2 separate regions of the Mus musculus genome follow, and region 2 is linked to region 1. A link is a loop called in an ENCODE intact Hi-C map of the cell type or tissue named here. Cell type or tissue: heart. All regions are shown on one strand. Links, peaks and the distances in the headings refer to the core of each region. The heading gives the core; the rest is flanking DNA. Region 1 overlaps Lrrc8d (leucine rich repeat containing 8D). Region 2 holds the start of Lrrc8d (leucine rich repeat containing 8D).

The links. Peaks named below come from ENCODE experiments on the same cell type or tissue, not always from the same donor. Only the 100,000 strongest peaks of a DNase experiment are listed, where the experiment ranks them.
Region 2: a loop joins it to region 1, with 1.8 times the contacts of the local background. A loop is called at or near these places in 9 of 42 quality-filtered maps.

Annotation. Positions count from the first base shown.
Region 1 is chr5:105,738,039-105,753,873 of GRCm38, reverse strand. The region is part of intron 2 of Lrrc8d (leucine rich repeat containing 8D); the gene reads right to left. Among named protein-coding and RNA genes, the nearest start is that of Gm42166, 41 kb to the right of the region's middle. In heart, for the core only: no CTCF peak of the experiment used is centred there; a DNase peak (open chromatin) is centred at 8,323.
Region 2 is chr5:105,685,127-105,700,961 of GRCm38, reverse strand. It overlaps Gm42166, which reads left to right. Exons shown (of 2, transcript XM_017321263.2): 2 at 99-3,933. The coding sequence ends at 1,074. Lrrc8d (leucine rich repeat containing 8D) reads right to left here and starts at 993. Exons shown (of 3, transcript NM_001122768.1): 1 at 708-993. In heart, for the core only: a CTCF peak has its summit at 9,130 (motif pointing left); no DNase peak of the experiment used is centred there; H3K27ac peaks cover 686 bases; H3K27me3 peaks cover 537 bases.

The DNA.
Region 1 (15,835 bases), core at 3,368-11,367:
CCGGAACAAAGCAGTTTTAAAATCTCAAAGGGTCAGAGCTGGCTGGGATTGGTTTAAGAATGCATAATACATGAAAGACACCGAGGCTCTCTTCATAAACACAGCATCTTCATACCAAAGTGCAGAAAAACAAGGGGAAAAAATTAAACTAACACAGACCCCAGAAAACATCACATGAACAGAGATTCATGTCTGGCCTGGTCTGTAACAGACATTTCTCAAATGGACAGGCTTAGTCTTCGTGGGCTAAGTAAAAGAAGAAGAGAAAGGAAATAGGGTCATTCTAAAAACCAATAGCAGCGAGAGACAGGAGACCTTCAATAATAATCCAGGTATCCAGATTACAAATTAGGCAGGCAGGCAGGCAAGAGCCCCGGAGGCTATTCTCGCCCTCGGCACCCCCCACACACATACATACACCTATTTACACACTGCACCCTGCGATGCAATTTCTCTCAATTGCTTCATCTCCTATATTTTCATTAAATGAGTATTTATTATGTTGCTGCAAAAAAGAACCAAATGAAAATTCTTATTTTGAAACAGCAAACTTTTATGAAAACCAAAAAGAAACATGGCTTCAAATATGTCACCCATGAAATCATAGGAAAAAAACAGCTTAGCCAGTAGAAGGCAGGAGTAGGAAGGCTGGCTCCAGGACCTTCCAGGCCACACCCGCTTCCTCATGACAGACAGTAAAGACTGTTAAAGAGGGCAGAAATTACAAGGGGGCTCAGGCTCTAGAACTCTTTCGGGATCTCCTCCAGTTGGAGCAACAAGTTGCTACAATGTACCTGTTAGTTTGCTTCCTTCTGGGTTTCTGAATCGACCCCACCATGCGGTTAGGTGAGTGAATGTAAGGGCCACAAGAAATTTGGCTTTAGCAATGACAGAAAATTCAAAAAAAAAAAAAAGTATCCATTCCTGTGACGGTTTCGGTGGATCTGAACGTGCCCATTTTGTACTGCATTTGCAGTACATAGGCTGTCTGTCACACTGTGCAAGGCCAGCAACCACTGACTGAAACGCCCCTCAGCGGCTGTCATGTTATGAACTGCAGTGTCTCTACTGTGCACACATGGAGCTGTCTGCCCTTACAGAGACAATGCTGGAGGCACAGAAGCCAGCTGGGACTTCTCGTATTTCCTACCATCACTCAGCATGTATCACCCTCATCTATCTTTGAATGTTATCCTGTTAGAATGTTAGGTTTTAAAAATGGCTGTTCCCGCCGGGCGGTGGTGGCGCACACCTTTAATCCCAGTACTTGGGAGGCAGAGGCAGGCGGATTTCTTTTTTTTTTTTTTAATTTTTATTTTTTTAAAGATTTATTTATTTATTATATGTAAGTGCATTGTAGCTGTCTTCAGACATTCCAGAAGAGGGAGTCAGATCTCCTTACGGATGGTTGTGAGCCACCATGTGGTTGCTGGGATTTGAACTCTGGACCTTCGGAAGAGCAGTCGGGTGCTCTTACCCACTGAGCCATCTCACCAGCCCCAGGTGGATTTCTGAGTTTGAGGCCAGCCTGTTCTACAAAGTGAGTTCCAGGACAGCCAGGGCTACACAGAGGAACCCTGTCTCGAAAAACAAAACAAAAACAAAACAAAACAAAATAAAAATGGCTGTTTCCAGCTTGAGTTTTATTAAGACCGTCACGTGGATTTTCGTTTGGAATTAGGACAGAATATCCAAGAATCTCTGAAATGTCCTTAAGCAACACTGTCACTTTGAGGTACATATTCTTGAAAAGCAAGTATTAATCTCAAAATAGTAACAGACTGTGGAAAAAAGCATTCAGGGAAAGGGGTGCAGGATCAGAAACTTCAGCATCCCAAAGCCATGTGGAAGGGGTAACTGCACAGAGCTTTATAGATCCGCCAAAGGCACCCGCACTTTCCCCGTTCATCAGAAGGGCTAAGGCTTAGGGGTCCGTTTCCTTTCTCTCTGTTCCTCACCTGCCTTCCCGCAGAAGATCATCTGTGGCGGATGAGGTTCTCCAATGTAACTTCAAAAGGAAAAATGAGGAGTATTGAAAGAATTTCAAAGAAAATCTAATCGAACAACTGTAAACAAACTGCTATGGGTAGAGGAGGGCAGACACCTTTAACCCCTAAGAGGCAGGTGGGTTTCTGAATTTGAGGCTAGCCTGGTCTACAGAGTAAGACTGTATCTCAAAAGTAAAAGCCAAATAACTGGAGTTGTCCAGCAAAGTAAGGAAAGCGTTCTGGAGTTGGGAACTCACAGGGAAAGGAGAGGGAGGGGAGGCTAGCTTGTCTGTCAATCATTTCACGAGGGAGGGACAGACAAGCTAGAGCCAAATCTGTGTTAATCTTTTAAGTTTTGCTGGGCAGTGGTGGCGCACGCCTTTAATCCCAGCACTTGGGAGGCAGAGGCAGATGGATTTCTGAATTCGAGGCCAGCCTGGTCTACAGAGTGAGTTCCAGGACAGCCAAGGCTACAGAGAGAAACCCTGTCTCGAAAAAACAAACAAACAAATAAAACCAAAGGAAAAAAATCTTTTAAGTTTTACCATAAAAGCTTTAATTCATAATGTTTCTGACTAAAGAGAGATTAAAGGAGGCAGAGGTTCTGATGTCTTCTAGAAAAGCTTAAATTGCACGTTTCTGGTGGGGTATAGGCCTGCCTGAAGCACCGCGTCTGTAAGTTTGACTGCCCACCATCAGTGCACAAATGGAAAGTTTGGCTAATGAGTGACCCCAATGTGCTGGGCTCGTCCACAAAGCAAGACTAAAACTTGGGAGACTATATATTTAGAAGCTGTAAAACGTCTGCTCTTCCAAATACACGAATTATGAGTTAACACTGAAAATGGCAAAGAAGTCTAATTCTGAAACTACCTAAAATATCTTATTTTATTGCGCTGGATGTGAATGAAGTTTTTATAAAAAGAATATTAAAGTCACTATTCTGGATACAATCTGGAGGACCTGCCACCCTTCCGCCGAGGTCATCTCAGTCATTTCAGAATTTCTCACTCTGGTTTTCACAATGTGCTATTCCACTTACATCTAGGGCTCACACTGGGCGAATGTGGCAATTTGGACCACAAGATGTCTTCCTTCAAAGAGCAAAGGATTAGAACAGGCAGGGAGGCAACCATGAGGTAGCCCATGAAAGACTACTCTGAAATGAGCGCCTGCCAATCTTCTCCCCAGAGTGGTCATTAAAGCATTACCTTCGCATATACAAAAGCAAAGCCATCAAGCTCTTGCTCTTTGGTTGTGAGAGCTCTCTGCAGATTATTCTCTTCCTCTGCATTTAACATAACAACAGGTCATTTTCCCCTCACTCACAGCCCATCACAGCTGCAAACAGCAGGTTAAAAACAGGGGAGAAACCAATGACAGCACAGCCTCACAGCCCCAAAGGTAAACTGAGGCAGGAGCAAGGCCTAGAACCCTCTCCCGTATCCCTCTGGTAATTCAACCCTCCCACAAATGCTATCTCTATTCAGGACCGAGTATGAAAACGAAGTCAAATTCACTCCCCTTACCCTCAATATCTACCGAATGGTATGAGAGGATTTTATTACAAATAACAAAACCTCGTTAACATTTCAATATTCTCTTGAAGTATCCCAAGGGCTCATATACCTGTAAAACATCTGCTGTAAAGTATTTTACTGGAAAATGGTGCCATTTTGCTCACAATCCCTTGAATAGCAATTATCCATATATGTAAGCCCAGGCTATAGGTATAGTATGTAGCTGTCTGTCACGGATGAGGCCTTAGAGTCAATCTGCAATACTTCAAAAACAGTAACAATGGCAGTAAACGGAGACCATCAATCTATTGGTATTACACCATGCTAACTTCCCCAAACCTGAGTTTGGATTTGTCTTCTATTAGGAACCCAAATAAATCCAGAAGGGAGAATAAACACACACACAATGGCAGCCATCATGATTTTCTCAAATATTTTTATTTTCCTACTATCTAGACAGCCTTATATTAGTCATTACCAGCCATGCCTTTCACAGGTGATGCCCCCAAACCTGACTCCTTCAGCAGGTTCATGTCCCACCAACCCAAGAGCTGCACATTTATAAACAAAACTAAACAGTTAGACATTGTATGTGAAAGGTTACGTTTTTAAGGCAGCAAACGTTATCATTCTCGGCTCTCATTATTTTTCAAAAGACGGGAAAGAGTCACAAGGCAGTTCTGTGCCATTCTGAGAGAGAGAGGGAGAGAGGGAGGTAGAGGGAGAGAGGGAGAGACAGAGACAGACAGACAGACAGACAGACAGATCTGCGAAGAGTGCACAGATTCCCACAGCCTACTGGGCTCCTTCTCACTATATAGACTGAGAAGGAACAGGAGTGATAACAACGAGAGGCAACCAACTCTGTCATCTTCCTGTCCAGAAAGTGGAGGTGGCCTGAGACCCTGTGCGCACCCCACATGCCAAAGGCAGGGCGTATATTTAGAGCCAAGCAGAGTCTCAGTTTACTTGATTCTGGTTTACCTCGTCTTCTCAAAGTGAAATGAATCTGGTTCATTCTGGTAATAAATGTGACACTGATTATGTCTAAAACTCCGATAATACAGGAAGCTTTTTTTTTTTTTTTTTTTTTTAAAGCAGAAGTCTAGAGGGCTAGAGAGATGGCTCCGGTTGTTCAGAGAGGAGATTTCTCTTGCCAAGGAACAGGGTTCAGTTCCCAGCACCCATGTTGGGCAACACCTGCAACTTCAGAGCCTGGGGATGTGACATCTCTGGTCTTCCAGGGCATCAGCATTCACATGCATATATATATATGAGATATATTTTTATATATTATAATATACTTATATACAATATACCATGTATTATTATGCAATATATAATATGTATTATATAATATGATATACGTGTATGTATGTGTGTATATATACATATATATATATATATACACACATACATAAAATTAAAAGTGAAAATAAATCTAAGAACTATCTATCATCTTACCACCAAGCAACAATATTCTTACTATATTCATGGACAGCTTTTTAATTTTATTCTATGCATTATCACATATGTAATTGTCTTTATGTATTTATGCATTCTATGTATATGAGTGTTCTACTTTCAGAAGAGGGAATCAGATTCCATTACAGGTAGCTGTGAGCCACCATGTGGTTGCTGGTCAACTCAGGTCCTCTGGAAGAGCAGTCAGTGCTCTTAATCACTGAGACAGCTCTCCAGCCCCCAATTTTATTTTATTTTATTTTATTTATTTATTTTAAAGCAGAAGTTAGTCAGGCGGTGGTGACACGTGCCTTTAATCCCAGCACTCGGGAAGCAGAAGAATCTATGAGTTTAAGGCTAGCCTGGTCTACAGAGTGAGTTCTAGGACAGCCAGGGCTACAAGGAGAAACCCTGTCTCAAAAAACAAACAAAGCAGAAGTTGATGGCCAGCAAGATGGTGCAGTAGGGACAGCACTTGCTACATGAGCCTGATGACCTGAGTTTGCGCTGCAGAACTTGTGTGAAGGTCTAAGAAGAGAACCGACTCTAAATGATCACCCTGACTCTCATCCATGCACCGGGGCATACATGTGTGCATATGCACTTGTGCGCAATGAGAGTACCCTGTGAGAATGAGCATGCGTATGTGACATGAGTGAAAGACCCTAATGCATTAAACCAATCAACAGAAGAGACTTCCACCAGTCAGGCTGAGGGGAATGGCAAGGCCTGCTCCAACTACAGATGTTGACGGTTTTCAGAGAAGTACCAACCCTCCTCCTCCTCCTCCTCCTCCAGGAGGACTAAAGCTTAAGACTGCTCCTCTCCAGGGACCCTCTGGAGATGAGCTAACCTCATCCTCCTTCAGCTTATATTAACAACTACTGAGTTTCTGGGCTGCTAATGAATCTCCATCAAGAACGCAGGGCCCGCCAGATCCCAGCTTTTCTGTACATGTGTGTGTCCGTCATTCCCTGGTCCCAGTCAGGTCAATCCTAAAGCTGTGCATGTCCCTGATAATAATGAGGAGGAGGAGGGGAGGAAGTAGGGGAGGAAGAAGAGGAAGAGGAAGAGGAAGAGGGAGAATTATTATTATTATTATCATTAAGGTGGTGGCGTCAGTTATAAACTCTAAAGTAATCACTAAGTGCTTTTTAAAAGAAAGTATGGTTAAGTATGGCCATGTGTGTTTGTAATCCCAGAGACAGTCAGAACAGAGGACTGTGAGAGTGAGCAGAGGCCTGAGGACTGAGAGTGAGCACCCACCTGAGGACTGAGAGTGAGCACCCACCTGAGAACTGAGAGTAAGCACCCACCTGAGAACTGAGAGTAAGCACCCACCTGAGAACTGAGAGTAAGCACCCACTTGAGGACTGAGAGTAAGCACTCACTTGAGGAACAAGAGTAAGCACCCACTTGAGGACTGAGAGTGAGCAGACACCCACCTGAGGACTGAGAGTGAACAGACACCCACTTGAGGACTGAGAGTGAGCACCCACCTGAGGACTGAGAGTAAGCACCCACCTGAGGACTGAGAGTGAGCAAATGCCCACTTGAGGACTGAGAGTAAGCACCCACCTAAGGACTGAGAGTGAGCACCCACACACCTGAGAACTGAGAGGGCGTGGACGCCCACCTGAACAATATAGTGAGAAACAACAAAACCATCAAATAAACAAAAACCACGTAAGTCAGCCAAGGGGTAGCCAAGGTCCAAGGCAACAACTAAAGAGCAACTTCTAACATGGCAAGCACTACCCTTCATCACTGAGCCCATTCAATGTGAAAGACTTGGGTATGCTTCAAACTATGTACTGGTAAGGTAGGGGAAAACTCTACATAAGAAACCCACTAAATACAAAGACTTGGGTCAAAAGTAAAGAGACCGAGAAACAGAACAGCTTTGGGCTGCTCTGGGGTCTGCCGTCACCTGTGTCCACGTTTGCTCTCCGTGCTTGGGATGGAGCCGGGCCGCCTGCAGGCGACACCTGTGCTGCACCACTGCTGAGCTGTGCCCGCTCTTTTTATCCTCTCTTTTTCTCTTTCTTTTCTTCTCCTCTCACCTTCCCTCCTCCCTCCCCCCCCCCCCCCCCCGTTTTTTATGTTTATTTTTCGAGACAGGGATTCTCAGTCTAACAGGCTGGCCTCCAACTCCGAGATCATCCTGCCTCTGCCTCCCAAGTCAAGGGTTATAGGCGTGCGCCACCACTGCCTGGCTCTCTCTGCCTTTTCTTAAGAGACAAGTGGTGCTGGGGTGTGGTTGGTGGGGGGAATTTAGTTTGTTGAAAGTATAACCCTACAAAGGTGCTAATTATACAAAATAAATTGGCCTATTGTACACCAAGGACAGGACAGAGAACTACATGTGGAATCCTATCTCTGGAAATAAGTATCAATAAACATCCTATTCCCACCTAAAGTAGACAGACAGCCAGACAGACAGACAGACAGACTCATATATAATTACTGTCAGAGGCTTCATCCTCAACGGAGCTCAGTGTGTGAGCTGCTGACCCTTTTCTACCAGAACAGCATGAAACAGCTTCCTGGGCTACAGAGTTTACCTCCAAATAGATGCGTGTCTTCTTAGTCACTGTTCTAGTGCTGTGGAGAGACACCATGACTAAGGCAACTCTCAGAACAGAAAGCATTTAATTACAGGCTGGCTTACAGTATCAGAGGGTTAGTCCTCGATCATCACGGCAGAGAGCATGGAGCTGGAGAGGTAGCTGAGAGCTAAAGATCCATAAGCAGACAGGCAGACAGACAGATACACAGAGACACACTGGTCTGGCACACATAGGCTTGTGAAACATCAAAGCCCACCCCTAGTGACACAGTTCTTCCAAAAGGCCACACCTCCTAGCCCTTCTACTGAATGAACAGTGAACTATATGGGGCTATGGGGCCAATCTGATTCAAACCCCAAGGCAGAAAGGCAGATGGTGCTCTGTCTCCCCAACTGTGATGTCGGGTGCCCATTGAGCATGCATACTAATCAACTACATCTTAGACTCCAGGACACAGGAGGGAGGACACTGAAGCCAAGAACAGCTCAAGAACACTCAAGGCATGTCCAGGTCTCTCTCTCTCACACACACACACACTCACGCACACACACACACACTCACACATACACACACTCTCTCTCTCTCTCTCACACACACACACACACACACACACACTCTCTCCCCTCTCACACTCACACACACACACACACACACACACACACACACACACACACGCCACGTGCGCATTCTCACACTTCATGCTAAGCTAAAACCTCCACAGCGACCGTGGATGGTATCAGACTTGACTCTCTGAGGTCACAGAAGCGACTGGAAAGCTCCCACTGGGCGAGGTGCTGGAATCTTTGATCTCCACGGCCCTGAGTTCACACTCGGGCTACTGGGTTTATTTTGAGGAAGTGTACTCTTCCTGTTGTTCCTCAGGAAATGGGAGAATGCATTCAGAGACTACGGCCTAAGTTCAAGACGAAATGGTTTTCATTCTTTCAACTTCTGCCTCACTTTGAAGAATATTTAATTATGAGGGGAAAGGCTCTGAGAAACTAGAGAAGAGGCGTGGCGATGGAATCGGCTTCTCAGCCTTAAATGGGTGAATTTTGTAAGAAATAAAACACATTTCACTGAGTCTGTTACACCCTGTTTCTTCTTCCTGTGAAGAATTTTCCAAGCACTGAGTTGTATAACAGCAAAATGCAGGGGGACGGAAGTACCCAGGTTCCTGGCTCTCTAAGAGCCTAGAGAAAGATTAGAGGCTTACTTGTAAAAAAGAGTGTCCTATCACCTTCGTAGCTTGTTAAGTTATTACAATAATCTCCGAAGCCACTTAACCAGACCTGGGTTCACCTTGTAATGCCAGCCACGCCTCGGGGCCTTAGGGGACCAGCCCCATACTTAAGAGGTGGCTCCAGAGCGGACAATGTCACACAAGAGGAACAGATAACATCCATTGCTTCTCCCTTCTGCCTGTCTCCTTCCCTGGCTCTGACCTCTCCCCAACTGACGCCCAGGACCACAAACAAGTTACCCGCCCCACCCGATCTCATGCGGCCAACCCCCTAAAGACATAGGCCCAGGAGCTACCGTGTACAGCAGCTTCTCTTGATCTGAGCCACTAATTTTTGTCAAATGGTGCACAAGTCTCCCTGCAGTCCCAAGAGCTGCGGGAGATGCGAGAAGACATAAATTTTAATTTCCCCCATTACTAGACAGGAAAACTGAGGCCTCTTGGGGTGAATGACTCCCCTATAGCTGGCACCCCAACCCCTTAACAGTCAGTCTCCAGCTCCCTACCTCCTCCACATCCTCCTGTCACCAACTCAACGCTCAGGCAAGGCCACAGGGTCCTAGTCATAAGTTTACAATGTTACAACACTCAACCAGGACAACAAACTTCACAATCAGCAGCATATTGGGTTTGTATATGCTTAGCCCAGGGAGCCTCCGCACTCTTTGGAGGTGTGGCCCTGTTGGAGTGGGTGTGGCCTTGTTGGACTAGGTGCGTCACTGTGGGTGTGGGCTTTAAGACCCTCATCCTAGCTGCCTGGAAGCCAGTCTTCTCCTGTTTGACTTCAGATGAAATTGTAGAGCTGTCAGCTCCTCCTGCACCATGCCTGCCTGAACGCTGCCATGCTCCTGCCTTGATGATAATGGACTGAACCTCTGAACCTGTAAGCCAGCCCCAATTAAATGTTATCCCTTATAAGATTTGCCCTGGTCAGTGTCTGTTCACAGCAGTAAAACCCTAGCTAAGACAGCAAGATGGCCACCAAGCCTGAAGACCTCAGCTGCAGACATACGCAGAAGAAGAGAACTAGCTCCCTTAAGTTGTCCCCTGACCTCCATAGTGTACCCCAACAGACACATAATAAACAAGTGTAAAAAAAACAAATGTATGACTCTGGCTTCTCCCGATCCAGTGTGGCGCCTATTACTGAGGTAACCTCTGAATGTCTGTCTCAAAGACCCTAACAGCAAATCTGTCCCCTTGCTAATAATCTACCAGCAACAGGAGTAAATTCCTCAGCGTCCTTCCCACTCCTACCCACCTACCTGGCCATTCCCCCACGTTCACATGGAGTTCTCATCCTGTCAAGGAATTGTCCTGACTGCCTTCTAGGTCAACTCCACCATGCACATGAGTACTCCTGAACGTGCCCTCCCCTCTTCCCCGTACACCTGTACATGCCCTCCCCTGCCCCTAGACTCCCGAGCGTGCCCTCCTCTGCCCCATGCTTTCTCAAAACTTTTTCTGTAAATTATTCCCTTTCCTACCCTTTAATCACTTCTCAATCAATTAATCCACCATAAGGGTTAACCATCCACACCTTTAATCCCAGCACTCAGGAGGACGAGGCAGGCACATCTCTACAAGTTAGAGCCAGCGCCTGGTTTACATATGGAGTCTAATACTAGTCAGAAATAGAGTGAGCTCCTGCCTCAAAAACAAACAAACAAACACACACACACAAAAGACAAGTGCCAATCATCATCACGTGCTCCATAAACAGGATGTGCCTGTACACACAGCCAGCCTCCCACCCCCTCCACCCGGCTTCTCAGATCCTCTTCTCTTCCCCTGACAGGATCTAAGCACCGACTGAATACCTGGCGACTTGGCTCCTTACCACGTATGAAAAGGACAACAGCAGTAATTCTCCCACGCAGGTGACTGGAAGGATTAGGTGACTAACTCCTTTCTGTTTGCTCACTCTGTCTTTGATCCATTGGCCATGCCTGGAGGATGTCAATTACATCTGTGGCTAGGCTGATCCAGCCGTGTGTGCCTGGCCTTGTCTTCACATTCCTCCTAGGGCCCACACTTCTCGGTGCCCTACAGACACTCCATCTTCACTTCACACAGACTCAAAGGACCACCATGATGGCTCAGTGGGTGAGAAGTAAGGGCACACGCTGCCAATACTCACAAACAGTTCACCCCACCCTCCCACCTCCCAGAACGTGTTAGACGGTAGGACGGAACTGATGCCTGCCAGTTGTCCCTTGACCTGTGCATGTATTCTGTGGACCATGTGACCCCCACCCCTGCCAAGTATACAAATGAGTGTCAGGAAGTTTTCTAAACAAACTCAGTATCCTCTCCAAACCTGTCCTATGGCTTTCCGTCCTTCCTAAGGACAGCCCAGAGGCAATGGCCAACCAGGAAACTCTCCCCTTAGCTCTTCTGTTTCCTTCCTGACTCCCCTCCCACTTTCTACCTAACCAGACACCAAGTCTTGCCCATAACTATCTCCTTTCTGTCTCCTGTCACTTCAGCTGCAGAGCACAAAGTCTCAGCTGGGTCACTGCGGACCACGGCAGAACCACGGGATTTCTGGGTCTAGTCCCCACACCTGAGAAAGGAAATTGAGTGTTTCTTAAGTCCTGAGACTGCATGACCCCATTGGGATAAAGCCCACATTTCCAGGCTATCACAGAGGACCCTGGATGCAAGCTACACAGAGGCACCTCCGCTTTTCCTCCACATTCCCATCACTCATCCCAGCAACCCTGCCTGTGTCACAGTCACACTGGCTTCTCCGTCTCTAAACCGTGGCTGCGGCTTCCATTAGGACAGCTTTTTCCTCCTCAGCTTGGTAACTTACATTCACACCAAACACCAGCAATTCTTTTCCTCACAAAACGGGAAGACACAAAATCGGCTTCTTTGCGTCTTACTCTCCGTCTCCTGTCCTGGTGTATTCTACCCATGTTGTCTTTAATGCTCGAGTTTTGGTTATTGCTGCACTGTCCACCTTGTGAGCTGAACTTTAGGCAGTCGTTTCTGTGCCTGTCCTGAGTCCAGGCACTTGCCCATTCTCCAGCGCACCCTCCAAACCTAACACAAGAACTAGGAAGGCAGAAAGGGACCTGAGACTTCACTGTTTGGAGCTTGGCAAATATCGTAGTGACGTAGCTTGAATGCCAATCGTATTAGGATAATGACAGGGGAGAGTTTAATAGGAAAGGTGGGTCTGATGGCTGCTGAGGGTAGCCCAGAAGAACCAGAACAAAAAAAAAAAAAAAAAAAAAGGGACCGCTGATCAAGTCCTCCATAAGTAGTAAGTCAAACAGGTGAGATTCTGTTTAAAGCATGGCAGTCGGGAGAGCAACTGGAACAGCACAGAGGTCGGGTTCATCTGTGGAAGGAGGTTCTGGAGGCGGGACAGACACCTCATTTCATCAGACTTAATACAAGCTTAGTGATCATCAGTAATTAAATAAATATCAAGCTCTCTCTTAAGAACTACAATGGAGGGTTGAAGATGTATTTGCTTGGCATTAAAAAAAAAAAAAAAAAAAAGCATAAAGGTGTTCACACCCTAGCACAGCACTAGCCAGGCATGGTGACAGACAACTGTAATCCCAGACTTGGAGAGATGAAGGCATAAGGATCAGAGGTTCAAGGTCATCTTCAGATACATAATGAGTCTGAGGCCAGCCTGGGCTACACAAGACTGTGCTATAAAAGTGAAACCTAAGTAAGGCCAGGCATGGCGGCATGTCGTGCCTTTAATCCCACCACTTGGAAGGTACAAACGTGGATCTCTCCGAAATTCGAGGCCAGCCTAGTATCTACATAGTGAGTTCCAGGACAGCCAGAGGTATGTGGTGAGACCCTGTCTCAAACAAACAAAACCAAAAAACCACGGCCCATCATCTACATGCTCCTAAACCAGACGGGAAAGGACACCACCATCTTTGGACTATGATACCCTGTCCCGAAATATTCACTGAGACCAAATGTATTTACTCCGTGATCGCAAGTTTATTTATAATAAAAATCTAAGCAATGTTCATTTATTTTGCCCAGAATGCAAAAGCTTACTTAATGTAACATAATGCAGTACTCAATAAAATGACATAATGTAGTTCTCAGTGTAATATAAGTTGCAGAAATGAGACCCTGTGTCCTGAGAATGCACTGGAGCAGGGGAAAGTTGGAGTAGAGCAGATTGAAACTGATGCAGTTTCCCCGGTAATAAAGAGACATCTATAATTAACAGGCTTTCAAAGGTATGCCCAAGTATTACCATATCATACCTCATAAAACATTTAAAACCACCCAAGCTCACATAGAGCACTGAACAAGAAAGAGAAACCTCTAACCAAAGACACCACCGCCCTGCAATGAGGACCAGAGTAAAGAAAGCCATGCTGCCAGCAGGCAGGCAGGAACATAAAGAGGCTGAAAGCAAGCTGCCTTCGAATGAGAACTACAGCATGTTCCACATCAGTAGACACATTTACAAAGTGTGCTTATGTGTATAAAGAATTACAGCGGCAGCTGTGGCCACAGCTTAATTGGCCCAGTGTCTGGCTAGCATGTGCAAAGCCCTGGGTTTGATCTCCAGCACTGCACGAGCCAGGTGTGGTGAAACACGTCTCTAATCCCGGCACTGAGGAGGTGGGGATGGGAATTACAAGTCCGAATTTATCACTGGCTACAAGCTAGAGACTAGCTGGGGATACAGCAGAGCGTGTCACAAGTAAAATATAATAAAATAAAAGACTTAAGTCACGCAGACAAGGGCAAGAAGTCAGCTATAAAATAATCTCACGGCTGGGTGTGTAATTCCGAGGGAGAAGGCTTGCGATCACATGGGAAACTCTAGGTCTGATCCCCATTATCACAAAAAAAAAAAATCTAATTAAACCATTTGTGAACTCCTTAACTTACATTAGTATGATAATTATGTAAACAAGATTAAGTTATATAAATGTACCGGCAACAATGAAACAGTGTGTCGAAGGCCCAGGTACACACAAGTAAGTCAACTGAGCAGAACCCACCACGGCCACAGGATGAGAACTGCAGAACTGTATTAGATGGTAAAGTAATGCTGACCCTCAAAATGTGACCCTTTAAAAGTATCAAAATGGGGGACTGGAGAGATGGCTTAGCTGTTAAGAGCACTGACTGCTCTTCCAGGTTCCGAGTTCAGTTTCCAGCAACCACATAGTGGCTCACAACCATCTTAACGGAATCCAATGACCTCTTCTGGTGTGTCTGAAGATAGTTACAGTGTACTCATATGCATAAAATAAGTAAATAAATCTTAAAAGAACAAAAAGTATCAAAATGGGTTCATGCTAAACTACGCTGGATGACATCATCTGTAACCCTAGCACTCCAAGTACGTGGGCAGGAGGATCATATTCAGCCACATATTAAGCTTAAGGTCGGAGTTATTCATTCATTCTTTCACTTATTTTGAGACAGGGTTTCTCTTCATAGCCTTGGCTATCCTGCAACTCATTCAGTAGACCAGGCTGGCCCAAATTCAGGAGATCTACCTGGCTCTGTCTCTCCCACCTGGCTCTGTCTCTCAAGTGCTAGGATTAAGGGTGTGTGCTACCATGCTTAGCTATGAGTCCCTATATGTGTGTGTGCATGCATGCATGCACGCATGCACGCACACACGCAATCTCGCACAAGAAGGGGAGAGGGAAATAATAAAAGTATATAATCCTACTTACAAGTTGTACAGTTTGGGTTTAGTTCTTTTGAGTCAGGGTCTTCCAACATAGCCCAGGTTAGACTTGAACTAGCCTCTAGCCTTCAAGGACGCCTTTTCATTGCTGGGTGATATTTTCCTCTTTGTTGTACATTAAATTGGTGAGGCACAAAACCCTGGCTTCGGAGCTAACCTTGTTTCCAGTTAACTGTTTAAATAATCTAAAAGTAAGTTGCCATTAAAGGATAAGATTCCAGAATATTCCATATAAGTAGATACAGTTCTAGAAAGTAATGTGTCATGTGCAGGTACCTATTCACAGACACAAACACACATACTCTATAAAAAATACTTTCAAGGAAAGGGGAGAGTCAACAGAAAAGAGGAGACATGCCAAAGACATGAAAAGATACTCAGAGAAGGCAATCAATAAAGAAATCTCATCTTCAACAGTGATCCCCAAAAGAAAAAGTTAAACTATGAGGGCCAGTTAGAACCTACCCACTTAGTAACCACAGGAAACCCGCTAGCGAGATAAGTCATAATGGTTCCTAGTCATAAAATCACTGTACACTAATGACGTGGAAGAAGAACAACAGCTATCCACAGCAATGAACGGCACCAATGGGGAGGGTCAGCAAGCCGAGGCAATGGTGGGGAGACATGCTCACACACACCTGCGTGAGAAATGCTCACACACACACACCTGCAGGAGAAATGCTCACACACACCTGCATGAAAATGTAAAAGGAAAACTAAGACACTACGTGATGTGAGGCATGCTGGCCTTTAATCTCAGCACTCAGGAGGCAGAGGTAGGTGGATCTCTGTGAGTCCAAGGCCAGCCTGGTGTGCATAGCAAATGAGACTGTTTTCCCCAAAAGCAAGTAAGTCATTATGGGGCATTGGTAGAGATTAAAAATTGACATTTTATACAATCCCTAATAACATTAGCACAAGCATGTATTATAATCCAGTAAAAATGCTTGTGCATAACTGTTTAAAAAACTCACAGGACTGGAGAGATGGCTCAGTATCTAAGAGCAGCACCCACAGGGTACAATCAATCACAGGGCATCTCACACACTCACCCAGACATAAACATAGATAAAAAATAATAACAAGTCTTTTGAAAAATGAAGCCAATAACTCTATACACCCAGGTTCCTTAGAGAAAAGGGAGATACATCTTTGAAAACTCAAAATATTTACAAAAATGCCAATTCTCCCACATCTCCATCCCTAACACCAGTATAATCCCAAGGCTTGAACTTACACTTCACTGAAATGGCAAGTCAGACTAAACAGACCATGATCATTGCTCTCTATAGGTTAGGGTAAGAAGAGAGAGAGCAATAGGCAGAGAGGGGAATGTTTAA
Region 2 (15,835 bases), core at 4,852-12,851, 54 kb after region 1:
CAGAGACAGAGTGTCCCCCATCGACCCTCCAGTAACTGGAGGTGACAGTCCTCTGGGAAGGCACCCCAGTTCTCCTCTTTTTCAAGCCCCTAAACCAGAATCAAGCAGAAGTCCCGTTCCCAAGAGCCCACGCTTCCAAACAAGCTAGAAGCGGATTATACCGGTACCCAACCCGGAGATGGCCCGCGGCGCGCAGGGTGCACCTGCGGCCCCAGTGCCCTCCCCCCGGGCGCGGAGGGCGGGGCGCAGGGCTCCCCTCCCTTCCCCGCCCCAACCCGCGAGCACCCCGAGTGGCCCACCCGGAGCGGGACGGAGGCGGATGGGGAAGCGTTTCTGCAGAAGTTCAAGGGCTCCTCTCGCCGGCTCCGGGCCAACCAGGCCAGACACCAGACACCCACCTCCTGGAGGACTCGGAGCCACCGCGATAGGCAATCTCCGCCCCTGCGTTCGCGCGCACGGAGGCCGAGGCGGGAGCGCGGCAGCCGGCACCCGGCCCGCGCAGGGCCCAAAGCGAAACAATGTCCCAGCACGGGGTGGGGGGGCTTGGTCGCACTCCCCGCCCCAGGGTCCCGAAGCCCTCCGGAGTTCCCGATCGCAGCCCCGGGAGCAGCCGTGCTCCCCCGCGGCGCCGAGAGGCCGGACGTCTGCGCGCCCCGGGGCCGCTCCACCTGCGCCCTCCCGGCCAGGGTGGACCGACGCGCACCCACCTTCGCGGGCAGCCCGGGCCGCGCGTGCGGGAGCTTAGGCGGAGGCGGGAGGCGGCGGCATCACCTGCGGCGGGCGGCGGCTGCACCGGGACGCGCCCCGGAGGCGCGCGGCGCCCTGGACCCTGAGTCCGCGGCCCCGCCCGCGGCTGCCACCTCTAAGCGCGGCGGAGGAGCCGGGGCACCCCGGGCGGCGGCAGCGGCGGCGACGGGAGCAGCAGCACATGACTCTGTAACGAGGGGAATTAGACAAAGCGTAACATGGACTCCAGGCCCGTGCAGGCGCCGCAGCTCTGGGACCAACCGCAGCCTGCGAGCGCCGCGACTGGCCGGGTCGCAGCCAATGGGGCGGGCCCGGGCCTCCATGTGATTGCCTGCTCTGGGCCCGCGCACCCCGCCGCGCCTGCCTAGGGGGTCGGTCCGGCTGACCCGAGGGGCTGGGTGGCCGGGAGGTGACCGGGATTCTGGGCTGGCTGCTTGAAGCTCAGCAGGTGCACGAGGCGGAGAAGAATGGCCGCCGAACGTCGCCGGAGGCGCAGAGCTTATCTCTTTCAAGCGCACCTGGGCAGGGCATGGTGCCAGGCTGTCTGTTCCCTTGAAGCAACCGGGCTGGGCCGGGAAGCTTCGTCTGTGTTGCAGTTTCAGGAGGCTGTTCTGACCACTAAAAGCTGATCGTTGAGATTGGGAGAACGGGTGCGGGGTAGGCATTAAAAAGTCATCCAGTGCCTTCCAACTGGGAAAAAGCAATTACCTGGGATTCAGGGCTCGTGCACCTAACTTAATGTCTGCGCAAACAGATTTCTCTGCTAACAATGCCTTATCTCGTACGTTTTATTTTCAGCTGAATCGGGACCTCCCTGGTCCCAGTCGTTTAAGCCAAAAACGTCGTGCGTACGAAACAGGCACTTGGGAAGTTGTTCTAAAAAAAGTTTCCCAACTCGATAGCTTTCCGGTGTGTTTTTGTTGCCGTGCGGGTGAAGTTTCCTTAGTGTTCTTTTTTTTTTTTTTTCCTCTGTGGAGAGATGAGGGCCAGGACACCAAGTCAGTCAGGGTAATTATTTTAGTTCAATCAAAACAAACGATTCCTCCCCATACTTCAGTATCTCCTTTCATCTGAAACCTCACGCTTCTGGGAACTCATGCCCAAAAAGATGCCCTCCAGATTCATTTATCATCCAACGCTCTTAAAGAAGGCCAGGATCCTACAGAGAGAGGCAAAAAGGAAAATGTTTTTCTGGGCTCCCAGATGGTGACAGTGGCCCCTAAAAGGTAGAAGTAGGCCGCCCAGACATGGAAGAAGAGGCCAGGCCTTGAGGGCCAACACCCTCCCGCTGAGCAGCCCCAGGCAGTTTTAGATGGAACCTCAGCCTTTTGTTTGCTTCCCGGACCCTCCCGGACTGCAGCCTCTCCAATTCCCTACACCCTGCCAAGGAGGAAGTGCGTGGGCAGCCAGTGTGTGGCAGGTGATGTAATTACAGCCCTGGGTTTGCTGATCTAGGAGGTTAGAGGTTTTCATGCTCCTGACAACTAATGGTGGGACGGCTGGATGAAAAATGTCCTGCTGTTAAAATCAGTTTAGAAAAGTTTCTCCCTTTGCAGAACCACCACTTGCTTTTTCTATCATCTTTTTTTTTTTTCAAGCTGATTCTAGAGGTTTGTGGTTTTTTTATGGTTTTATTATTGGTATAAATTAAAAGGTAGGCCAGGCAGTGGTGGCTCACACCTTTAATCCCAGCATTTGTGAGGCAGAGGCAGGCGGATTTCTTGAGATCGAGGCCAGCTTGGTCTACAGAGTGAGTTCCAGGGCAGCCAGGGCTATACAGAGAAACCCTCTCTCGAAAAACCAACCAAACAAAATCTCAGCACTAGACTGGAGTCAGGAGAAGGATCAAGATTACCCTCAGCTACATAACCAGTTTGAGGCCAGCATGGGTGACATGAGGTCCTGTTTCAAAAAACACTCTCACCCAAGCCCCCCAACCCCCTCCAAATATTGGTATAAATAGAGAAAGCAAAGAACTGATCAGCCAGCCTGTGTGCACACCACAGAGAGAGAACACATTGTCACATGCTGAATGTGAGATCAAGTTTGACAAATTCTTCTGAAATACAATTTGGAAATTGTGTTTTCTTTTTGAGACCAGGTCCCCTGAAGGCCAGGCTGACCTTGAACTCCTGATTTCACCTCCAGCTCTTGCTGAAGTTGCAGGAAAGTGAGTCACCATGCCCAGCCAAAACGTGAGGAAAAAAAAAAGATTTAAAGATTGATATTTAATTATGTGCGTTGTGCAGTCTGTGTGTACTTTTACACAAGTGAAGCAAATGCCCCTGGAGGCCCGAGCTGTGAGCTGCCTGGTGTAGGTGCTGGGAATCAAACTCTGGTCCTCTGTGAGCAGGCACTGAGCCATCTCCTCAGACCCTCAATGTGGACACTTTTTGTTTTTTTTATGGTTTTTTTAGTTTTATTTATTATATCTAAGTACACTGTAACTGTCTTCAGATGCACCGGAAGAGGGCATCAGATGGTTATGAGCCACCATGTGGTTGCTGGGATTTGAACTCATGACCTGTAGAAGAGCAGTCAGTGCTCTTAGCCACTGAACCATCTCTCCAGCCCCATGTTTTTTGTTGTGTTTGAGACAGGTTAAACAGCACTGCCTGTCCTGGAATTCACAGAGATCTGCCTATCTCTGCCTCCCAGCTGCTGGGATTAACTTCATGTGAACATTTTTGAATGCACAACTCCACATCTAGGAATTTTTGCTTTCAGTACATATATGCAAAAGTTATATGTGTGAAAAGTATTTAACACGTGGCACCTGGAGACACAGCTTAATTGGTAGAGTGTTTAACTAGCATGCAGGAAGTTTGGGACTTGATCTCAAATACACAGTACTCCAGGTATGGTGGCACATGCCTGTACTTCTAGCATTTGTGTGGCAGAAAACTGGAGAATCAGAAATAGGAGGTCATTCTTGGCTATGCAACAAATTTGATGAAAGCCTAGGATACATGCAACATTGTCTCAGAGAGAGACTGTATAGTCATCATAAGCCTGCTGCTCCATGCACATCTTCCCCCTGTGTTTTAATTATAATTTGTCCTTACCTATACTATAGTATGCCTGCAGACTCTCAGTCCTACTGACCTTCTAACCAGAAAGGTGTCCTGCTCCTTAGAGGTGAGATTTTTACATTATTTTTCCATTATCAAGTAAAAAAAAAAAAAAACCTAACATGATAGGCCATAGACATACTAATGATCTATAAGCATATCTTTTTAATGTATGTGGAAATCAAACTTTACAGATTTGTCCCAGATATGCTGGAAAAACAACACCCCCACCCCCCCCCCGCCCCCGGGGAAAAAGGGCCGAATCTGGTTACACTTGGGTGTTCAGATGTAAACAGCATAGACCATGGCAGGAATGTGATTTATGACAGTGAGAAAATGTGTGGAAGGGCTTAGCCAGGAACCTAGAACATAGGTGTCATCTAGTATACATATTTCTACATAGCAGAAGTATGACAAAATGTCTGCCCTGTTGTGAGTCTTCTTACAGCACTGCTAATGTGCGAAGGAAACCACCGTGCAGACATAGAGATGCTACCATCACGCACTGTGAGCTTAGCCTCAGCCAATGGTAAAGCAAGACCTCATCCGGAGTGCCTGAGGTGGTTGCAGGTAGCCCATGCCGACCTGGAACTTCCGATGTAGCCAACGGTGGCCTTCGTCTTTTGATCCTCCCATACAAGTCTCCCTAGTGGCAGGACAGAAGGTCAGTGCCACCACTCCTTGCTTTATCTCCGCCTCTACTTGTTTGAGGTGGTTCTTCTTTCTTCTTATCTTCTCTTTAAGTGGATTTAAGCATCTCACTTCTTAGGTTTATATAAATAAACCCTTAGCCTTGCAGTAGGTGGCAAATCCGCTCCCATCTTCACAGCTGAGGACGGTTCAGAGATGGAGGCCAGAGTATGACGGGCGGAAAGGAAGCGGGCCTGGGTGGACCATGTTGGGTAACTTCCTATGATGTAACACGTTGCCAGACTGCTATAGTTAGAAAGAGTGTGTTGAAATTGAAACCAGAAAGACTAAGACATGTGTCTTAGCCAGAGAGAATGAGAAGTGGATTTGCACCCTTCTCAGAGGGATTCCAAGATTGGCAGGTTTCAGCCAGCCTATCAAGGTAAGCAGGCACTTTTTCTTTTCTTTTTTCTTTCATTTTGTTTTGTTTTGTTTTGTTTTTCGAGACATGGTTTCTCTGTGTAGCCCTGGCTGTTCTGGAACTCACTTTGTAGACCAGGCTGGCCTCGAACTCAGAAATCTGCCTGCCTCTGCCTCCCGAGTGCTGGGATTAAAGGCATGTGCCACCACGCCCGGCTCAAGCAGGCACTTTTTAAAAAAGATTTATTTATTATGTATACAGTATTTTGCCTTCACATATGCATGCCTGTGGATCAGAAGAGGGCACCAGATCTCATTATAGTTGGTCATGAGCCACCATGTGGTTGCTGGAAATTGGAAATTGAACTCAGGACCTCTGGAAGAGTAGCCATTGCTCTTAACCTCTGAGCCATCACTCCAGCCCAAACAGGCACTTCTTAAATTGTAGCCCAGAAGTAAATATACCATTTCAATAAATTAACGGGAAAACAACAAATCAAAAAACAACAAGTTCAGACACCTGCAGATCTGTCCATGCAGGCTCTGACTTCCTGCCTGCTACAATCCTAGCTAAAAAAAAAAAAAAAAAAAAAAAAAAAATGGTGGAGTGGTGGCAGAACTGGAGTGGAGAGGGGAAAAAGAGCAGAAAGGTGATCCTGGTCACAGATGTCCCCTGAGACTGGGTGGGATGTAGGGCAAGAGACTAGAGGGGCTTTCAGTAAGAATGGGCACTTGTGGGGCTGGTGAGATGGCTCAGTGGGTAAGAGCACCTGACTGCTCTTCCGAAGGTCCAGAGTTCAAATCCCAGCAACCACATGGTGGCTCACAACCATTTGTAATGAGATCTGACTCCCTCTTCTGGTGTGTCTGAAGACAGCTACAGTGTACTTACATATAATAAATAAATAAATCTAAAAAAAAAAAAAGAGTGGGCACTTGTGCATCAGTTCAGGGCATAAAAATTTTCCTCATGACATCCTCTACCCATTTCTCTTCTCGAATTTGCATCTGAATGCCTCAAGAGATTCTTTGTACCCAATCCTACCCATTTTTCTCTTGATTTTTTTTTCCCTGAAACTAGCGCAAACTTAAATGACCAGAACCTCGCATTTGGTTTCCCTTCAGAGCCTGTTCCTCCTCTGGGCTTTCTTACACTTCTCCTCAGTAAATGGTAAGTCGGCCCTCGGTGCTGCATGGACTGGATGCTCTGAAGGCATTCTTGACATTTTCTCTCACTGATATCTAAAGAGTCAGGAAATCTGTTAGTTCTTGTCATGGCTTGAATATGAAGAGTTCCACACAGGCTCATGCACTGAGGCCGTGGTCTGCAGCTGGTGACATTCTTCTGGGAGGCTTGTGGGGACTTTAACAGATGGGTCATTGTTGGAGGAAGTAGGTCACTGGGGGACATTCACTTGTGGAGTATCTTGGCTTCCTTACCGTCCCTCTACCCACCTCCAGCACCTGTGAGGTAAATAGCTATGTTCTACTATCCCATGATGCTCCTCTGTTCTCCTATCCCTGCTATCCCATGATGCTCTGTTCTACTATGCGTACTTTCCCATGATGCTCTGTTTCATCACCAGCCCACAGCAGTAGATCCACATGACCGTGGCGTGCATGTCTATAACCCTGAGCCAAAACAAATCTCTCCTCCTTCAAAATTCTCAGGTCCTTGTCACAGCAACAGATATTCTCTCCCCACCACCACACACATGGACACACACACACACACACACACACACACTCCTACCTCAGCCTTCTAACTAGTCTTTTGCTGTAAAGTAGCAACAGCACACTGAATGAATAATAGCCTCTCCCTGAGACTTTATCGCCTATAGGCATTTTAGCTCAGAACAAACCTCACTTTGTGCAGTGACACAATTGACAAAGCATTTCTCAGAGTGTCCGGCAGCACTTCCTCAGATACCCCACTGACCTCATGTACCATCCCTTGTTGTGTCAAAGTTTCCTCCTAGAAATACTCCCTCCTACCAGGAAGCCCCTTTAACCAGAAGGTAAACACTCAGAATAGCTTCTAGCAGTCCAGGGTCACTGGGCACCCCCCTCCCAACACAAGCAATAAAGAGTCCCGTCTCAGACCAGCCAAGATGCTGAGAAGACTCAGAGATCAGACCTGGAAGACTCGGAAACCAGCCCAGCCTCCTGGAAGAGGTTTAAACCAACCAAGTCACACGAGAAGGCCACTTGCCACCCAGCTGAGCTTCCTGCAGGCTCTACACTGGGCTCCAGATTCCCAGCTTCTGTGACCTGCCACTCATGCTGGGGTGGTCTTTGGTGATGCAGCTGCCTCTGAGTCATTTCTGCTTCTGTAGGTAATGCCTCATATTTCTGTGAGGACACCTCAATAAAACTTACTGCTTCACCAATGTGGACTTTGCTGGTGTCCTTACTGTGGTCTGTTAGCAACCTCCTATCTGGGATGAGTAGACATGTATGCACATCTCCCCAGGAATAGTGTCATGTGACACCTGGAACCTTTAGACTCAGACCAATTACATGTGGATCCCGTGTCCTTCTCCTGTTCAGAACTGGTGCATGAGGCTCTTCAGCCTCCATCATCACATGCACCAACTCCCACTCCATCATCACATGCACCAACTCCCATAATATACTCCCTCATGCTCTCATCTGTGTGTTTATATCATCTGTCTGTATTTGCCATCTCTTATCTTATGCACTACCTAATCTATACACATGTCTGTGACCCATTGTGTCTAGCTCTCTGGAAGACCCTAGTAGGGTCTTAAGGAGTTAAAGACATGGTCTTACCAAGGCCTTAAGGAGGAGCTAAAGAGGAGTCTAAACCACTCACACAGGAGAAAGGCCCAGAGACCCTTTTCCTGGAAGTCCGTCATAGCCTAGGATAGCCACCTGCATGATATTACAAAATAGGGATTTCATCTTTGGCCTCATGTCCTGTCGCACATCCCGCAGCTTTAGAATTCGTGGAAGCCACGGATTGTTGTTGGCTTTCATTCCTTCTGTGCCTGTGCTGAGATGTGAACTGACCACTGGTAGTTTTTAAGTAGCTTTCCAAACAGGAGCTGGTCACCTGGAAGAAAGAGGGCTGGAACTCCGGTCTTCATTTTCCCTGATGCCTGTGACTGAAGCTGGAGGTGACATACCCCCTAATGATCAATGACTGAACCACAAACGTGTGTGAATAGAGTCTCAAGCCACCCTCCACCCCAAAGAAATATTCAACTCTCAGATCAAGCCGGCATGGCTACAGAGGTCTAGAAGTTCTGACCCGGTACTTCCCTGCTCCACCTCATGAATCTCTGTTGTTACATGATTTTCTCCACAATGCACCACTAAGTACATTCCCAAGATCCACGAGTCCTGGCAAATTAAACTCAAGAGGGGATTATGGGGTCCCAGCCTGTAGATGCTCGATTAGAAGCATGGGCTACAACCTGAGACTCGATACTGGCATCTGAGGCAGCCTGGGGACTTGGCCCCCAACCTATGGAATCCTATGCTACTCTATAGATACTCTTTGGGGTGAGTTGAATGAGATCAACGATCCATGGGACCCACTACAGAATTTTTTGGGGAGGGGGGCTGGTAGGGGGATTCCCACACCCGTGAGGTCACATGACTCTTATGTGGACTGAGTAGGAATCTAGGGAAACAGAGTTTGGGTTCAGTGTTGCCCTGTGTTGGCTCTTGAAACTTGATCTACAGGACACACATTTTTAGTTCTTTTCTGCTCCCCACCCCTACCCCTGCCCCCAAGACAAAGACTTACAGATATCTGGCTGGCCTTGAACTCCCCACATGGACAAAAAGGACTTGTGATTGTGATCTTTCAGCCTCTTCTCCCCCAGTCCTGGGAGGTGTACCCTACCACATCTAGTTCACAAAGTTCTGGGGACCAAATCCAGGGTTTGGTGTGTGCTAGGCTAGCACTTTACCAACTGAGCTCCGTCCCTCTCCAGGCCCAGGGGTTTGTGTTGTTTTCTTGTTGCTTTAACTGTTTAATTAATCACCAAAAGTCTAAATACACTTTTTTGCCTTTTTCCGTTATGAGCCCTAGACGTGAGAGGCAACTCAGAAAAAAATATTACTACCCTAATCTCATCTACTCTCGAATAGTTGAAAGAGTTGTATATGGGCTGGAGAGATGGCTCAGTATTTAAGAGCAATGACTGTTCTTCCGAAGGTCCTGAGTTCAAATGCCAGCAACTACATGGTGGCTCACAACCATCCGTAATGGGATCTGGCGCCCTCTTCTGGTATGTCTGAGGACAACTACAGTGTACTTACATATAACAATAAATCTTTTTTAAAAAAGAAAAGAGTTGTATGCATCAGCCATTCGTACTTCATACACTCCATCAGAAAAGCTCTGTCTTCCAGGCACAAACTTTAAAACGGGTGCTGTCCCTCACAAATGTCTCCTTTATTTCTCAGCATTCTGAAAGTCATTTCTTTTAAGTGAGATGACCGGGCAGCCCTTCAGGCCCCTGTGGTGAGCACCCCCATCTTCTGCACAGGAATGCTCAGAATAGTGTGGATTCTGAAGACAAATCCTGCTGGCTGGCCGAGTTTTAATGCCAGCCTGGTTCTGGGAAGATGGGCTGTATATTCCAGCCTACCCTCCCCCTCTCGCTAGACCTCACACACACCACAAGCAGATACACACTATCTGAATATCACACACTGCAGTCAGCAACTTCAGGCCCCATTAAGGACGGGGATATGCCAATGGCAAGAGTGGCCAGAGGACTTTGAAATGATTGGCAGTCTAAGCATGAACAGCAACTGGGCTGTAGTGACTTACCCGGCAGGACCTGGATGGTACTTCAGCTGAAGTCCAGAGAACAAGTGCCCAAGCCATCCTGGCAAACAGCGCAGTTCATGACTTGGATCCTGAGGCACTCCGCTTTGACCAGGGTGAATTCCAGAGTTTGGGTGGATGGGGCCCTGTAGTGTTTATTGTCACAGTGTCTTACCCTTTGTAAGAGCACTTAAACTCTTTCTCTTGTTTGCTTTGTTGGTGATGTCAGGGGTGGTTTAGATATGTGAGGATCACGTGGTAAGTGAACAAAAGTCCGAGGTGCCAGTTGTCTCTTCCATTGGCCTCCTTCCATGCCTGCTGGTGGCTGACCAGCTGTGGAGATGAAGAATGGGAAGTGTGCAGGTGTGGGGTGCTTGAAGCTGCCTAGGGTGGCCACGAATTCCCAGTGCTAATTCCCAGTGCTGGGCTCTTCCCCCCTTCAGTTGCCATCTGAAGCTGGGACTGACTTCCCTGACTCCCTCACCTACATCTTGAGTTTCTTTTAGATTCACAATGAACCCCTGTGTGGCATGAGTGTGATGTGTGGAGGCCGCCACCCAAAAATAAACTATTGCACCGACGACAATGAGGGAGAAGGCTGCCTGAGTAGGCCTGCCAGCCAGCCTTCATGTTCTGTAGCAGTTCTTGGATAATGTCTGCAAATTTTCTTTCTCTGCACAAAACCAAATGGGACTGATTAAGCTTCTCTGGTGTAATTTTTAAAAAGAAAGGACAAGCTAAAAATAACCTAAGAACAAGTCCTAGAAGCTTAGTGCTATCAGGAAGAAGTGAGGATGAGGTCTGTGACAGCTTCATAAAGGACATTCACACCTGCTGGGTGGGACAAAGACCACACACACACACACACAAAGGGGAGAGTACTGCTTCCAGGGTCACACTGAGAAGCTGGTTTCTCTCCTCTCCTCTCCTCTCCTCTCCTCTCCTCTCCTCTCCTCTCCTCTCCTCTCCTCTCCTCTCCTCTCCTCTCCCCTCCCCTCCTCTCCTCTCCTCTCCTCTGTTTTCTCTTCTGTCTTCTTTCTCTCCTCTCTGTCTCTCTTCTTTCTCTTCTCTCTCTCTCTCCTCTCCTCTCTTCTCCCTCTTTCTTCTTTTCTCCCTCTTTCCTCTCCTCTCTTCTCCCTCTCTCCTCTCCTCTTCTCCCCTCCTGCCCCCTTCCCTTCCCTCATCTCTCCCTCCCAGACTAGTTCTCATGTTCCCCAAGCAGGCCTTAAATTCCACACGTAGTAAAGGATGGGACTTCTGACCCCCTTACCTGTCCTGCACTCTGTGCTGAGATCACAGGTGTGTGCCCCCATGCCGTTTTCTACAGTGCTGATGATCAAACCTAGGACTCCGAATACTAGCAAGCACTTACAAACTGAGACACATCCCCAGGCCTTTGTGGGTATAGTGCACCAGGGCGTGAACCCAGGGCACTCGGCCTGAGTGGGCTCGAATGTGCATATGATCCAGCTCTCCTCTGACAATTGTCACCAAGGCCTCGGTAGTGATGCCAACCCCACCAGCCCCCTAGGTCCAGGGTTTTCCTCCTTGAAGCACAGTTATGACAGAGCTGTTGTGCAGAGTTTGCAAGTGTCCAGTGATAACTTCTGTGACCCAAGATCTAGTCAATCCCTGCCCTCCTTACCAGAGAGCAAGCAGTGTTATCCTAGCAGGTCATGGATAGGCAGAGACAGACTAAAACCGGGGCAGCCCCTTGACAGATGGGATAGGGGGATGCATGTGCCAGTCTGGGGACCCAACTGCGAGCCTGGGAGTCTTTGGAGCCCCAGGAGACTCTGGTTGCACAAAGGCCTCAGTGTCAGGGGAGCTGGCTTCTGAGTCTCTGAAAGCAGAAGGTAGGAGCTGTAGCCACTTGGGACTGGAGTCAAGTGTGCTTTCTTTTGCCTCTGGCTTGTGCTATGGGCCCCTTGATGGCTTGCAGAATAATTCACCCCAACAGGTACAATCTTATAGGTGCGACTTTAGACTTAAGTGGGTATATTAGAAACCATTTTAAGTTCTGATAATTTATCATACCTTGCCAGGATTTATTGATACTGTCTGTCTGTCTGTCTGTCTGTCTCTCTCTCTCTCTCTATATATATATATATATACATATATATATATACACACACATATACATATATATATATACACACATATATGTGTGTATGTATACATATGTATATATGTATGTGTATGTATATATATGGAGAGAGAGAGAGAGAGATTATTTCTATGTACACCAGAAAAGGGCATGAGATCCTCTTACAGATGGTTGTGAGCCACCATGTGGTTTCTGGGAATTGAACTCAGGACCTCTAGAAGAGCAGCCAGTACTCTTAACCACTGAGCCATCTCTCCAGGCCCTTGGAGTGTTTTTTTAATTAAATTAATTTTAAAGTTTTCATCCAAGTGTTTACTGTACATTGAACATATTCTGACCCATATTCTGTCATCCTGCTGTTTCTCCAACCCATGTGTCCTCTTGTCCCTCTAGACAGTTATAAGTATCCAGATTCTCTTTTTAAAAAAACGTGAGCCAGGGTGGTTTAATCCTGGTACTTGGTAGGCAGGCAGATCTCTGTGAGTTTGATAATAGCCTGGTTTACATATCAGGTTCTAGGACAACCAGGGCTACATAGAGAGATACTATCTCAATAAAATAAAATAAAATAAAATAAAATAAAATAAAATAAAATAAAATAAAAATAAAGCCACACACAGAAAACAAGCAAACAAAAGCCAAAATAACCAAAAATTACATGTATTTGTGTGTGTGTATGTGTGTGTGTGTGTGTGTGTGTGTGTGTGTGTGTGTGTTGTGTGTGTGTGTGTGTTTACATGCAAGTGAGTTGAGGTCAGATATCCATGGAGACCAGAAGAAGGAGTTGGGTCCTCTGTACTTACAGGAGCTGTAAGCTGCCTGGTGCGGGTGTTGGGAGCCAAACTCAGTCTCTGGAAGAACAGCAAGTGCCCTTTACTGCTGAGCTTACTCTCCATCTTTAAGTTTTTTCTTCTTTTTGGTTTTAAAAAAAAAAATCCCACTGTGTACACAGAGCATATTTTCTTTATGCATCCTCTGTGGTTGAGCACCTACGTTCTAGAACTTGAAAGTAACAAATGGTATCCAGTATAAATTGGTGTGCTAATGAATCTGTGTGTGTTTGTCATTTTATTTTATTTTTATTTTTTGGCTCTTTTACTTTGATTTTGAGAAAGGATTTTGCTATATAGCTTCAGTCTGGCAATCCTCCTGCCTCGGCTTCAACTTATCTGCATTATCTTATTTACTCACTAGCAGTCCTAAGTGCAAGTCCTGGGTAGAGCACTTGTTATCTGTGTCAGGCAAAGGACCCTCCCCTGGTTAAATTATAATTAACTCCGGGTGCTAGGACGGAAAGCTGTAAACAAGGCTGCTCTGACAGCAGACATTGGCTGTCTTGAAGTTTTGGAGGTGAAGTCCAAGATCAACCTGCTAGAAGGCTCACTGTCTTGTGACATCTTTACCCTTAGGTTGCTGTTGTTTGCTTTTCCCTGTGTCCCCACATGGCCTTTGACCATGAGGCATTCTGCGATGCCTCATCTTAGGGCACTAGTCCTACCCTAACCGCCTTATTTAGCCTCAGTTATTCTGATAGAGATTCCTTCTCCAAAGCTGCTACACCACGCTGGGGATTAGGGCTTCATGTATGAACTGGGGGCGGGGCACAGACATTTAGCATTATGAGTAGGTTCTTCAGCAGTAAAATGGAAATGACTGGTGCTTGACATTGGGGAGAGCTCAATAACATGAGCAACGTGCTCAGGAGAGGCCCGGCCCGGAGCACCATCCGCACGGTCTCCAGGGTGGCCTTGGTATCAGTCCACCTGGAAACTCGCTGACTCTCGGTAGCATCATTAGCAAGGGGCTAAGGTGGCCCAGCAGACGCTTTGTGAAATCTACAGCCTGGCTTTGTCCCATCATCCTTCAGGGCTTCCCAAGGCCTTTTTACAGACACAACACACAATGTGGAGATCAAACATGGACTTCCCGTATGCTAAGCAAGCACTCTATTGACCAAGCTACATCCTCGCACAATGTACCAATGATAAGATCCAGAGTCATTTGAATTCTCCCAAGAGTGGGATGGAATCATTTCTTCTTTCTTGCTAACAGTTAAACACACCGACATAGGGATCTTGAGATGGCTCCGTCGTAACCATTACAGGTTCAGTTTCAGGAACTGGATGTGGCTTTTGATTATTTTTCTTTAACGTTAGGGATCCAAACCAGGACACACACCAGGCACCTGCTTTGTCAGTGAACCCACTTCCATATGCATTCTGATTCTCCAGGGTCTAGCATAGCATCAGTCACATCCAAGGACGAAAAGAAATATGTGTCCAGTTCAACAACACTAGATCGACAGGGAAAATGAAGGTGGTGAAATAGCTATGACGTCACAGCTCCTCTGGGGGTCCCACCCTGACTCCTGACCACAGGGTGGCACACTTTCCGTGCTTATATAAATCAAGATAGTTCAGCTTTTAAAAAGGGAATCCTGTATCCTAGGCTGGCTCTAGACTCACTACACAGCCAAAAATGGCGTTGGTTTTTTGTTTTCCTGTTTCTACCTCCTAAGTGCTAGGATTATAGGCTTTCACCTAAATCGGGGTGGGGGTGGGGGTGGTTAGAGCCTTGTGCCCTCTAGGCGAGCCACCTTTCAACCGCATCCCCAGTCCTACAGCTGCCACTTTTGAGAAACAAATGTGTAGAAATGAAGCATCCTGAGAAAATGTTTGAAGTAGCAGTAACAAATGCAAATCTGGGTGGATGGCGTAATACAGAAGTGTGAACTCATTCAAATGAATGCAAGCAGAGGCACCCGGACTCAGAGCTCACCAGCTACCCACACCGTAATCATGATAACCACTCAGGATGCTTAATAAATGAACCGGATATTAACCCAGCCTTGGGATCACACTGTGTATAGGGCTTGGCGCCTACAAATAGGACTTGAGGTGTTTCTGACCCCTGCAAAGAATTATGAGCCAGTGTGAGGCAGCATTTAGGAGCTCCCCTTGCAGCATAGGAAGCCCTAGGAGTCAGGGTCAATACAGAGTCCTCTAAAGACACACAGAGGAGTGCTAAGAAGACCTTGGGTGGGGTGGCCGTGGGGTGGGGGAGGGGAGCTCACTGGCCTCAGAAATGGCAAGAGAAGGGGGAAGGCACTTCCAGTTAGCAAGTGTGGAATGGAGCAAGAGAGAAATCCAGAAAGGTATTTGTGACTGTGACTGCAGGGAGACTGGCCAGCCAGGAGTCAAGGATGCGGAACAAGGGAGTTTCGATGTAAGAATCTTTTTTTTTTTTTTTTTTTTTTTTTTTTTTTTTTTTTCTCGAGACAGGGTTTCTCTGTGTAGCCCTGGCTATCCTGGAACTCACTCTGTAGACCAGACTGGCCTCGAACTCAGAAATCCGCCTGCCTCTGCCTCTCAAGTGCTGGGATTAAAGGCATGTGCCACCACTGCCTGGCTCGATGTAAGAATCTTAAAGAGTTCTGCAAATGAAGACACTGACTCAAACATCAACTATCCATGCCATTTGAAGAAGGCAGACAGTAAAATGCTCCTGTACTTAGGACTTTGAAAACATCGCCATCGCTCGCTTTTAGTATAACTTCAGTTTCTTCCTTCCCCCACCCCCCACCTCCGGTCCCACTCGTTCCGGCCCAAAGATTTTTTAAAATTTTATTTATTTATTTATTTATTTATTTATTTATGAATGATATGTAAGTACATTGTAGCTGTCTTCAGACCCACCAGAAGAGGGCCTCAGATCTCATTACAGATGGTTGTGAGCCAATGTGGTTGCTGGAATTTGAACTCGGACTTCTGGAAGAGCAGTCAGTGCTCTTAACCGCTGAGCCATCTCTTCAGCCCAGTTTCTTAATCTATAAAGCGGAGATAATTATACCAGTCCTGTTTTACTGAGATCTGAGACTAAATGGGAAAGGTCATTCCATTACTAGGGTGGGGCTGGTGTGGGGCTGGTGTGGAGCTGGGGTAAGGGTGGGGTGGGGATGGGGGTGGGGTGGTGATGAGGTGGGGGTGGGTGAGTGGCGAGCACTGGTTCGTAACCCATCAAGCAGCCCGTGACATTTGGCCTGGAGATGCTATC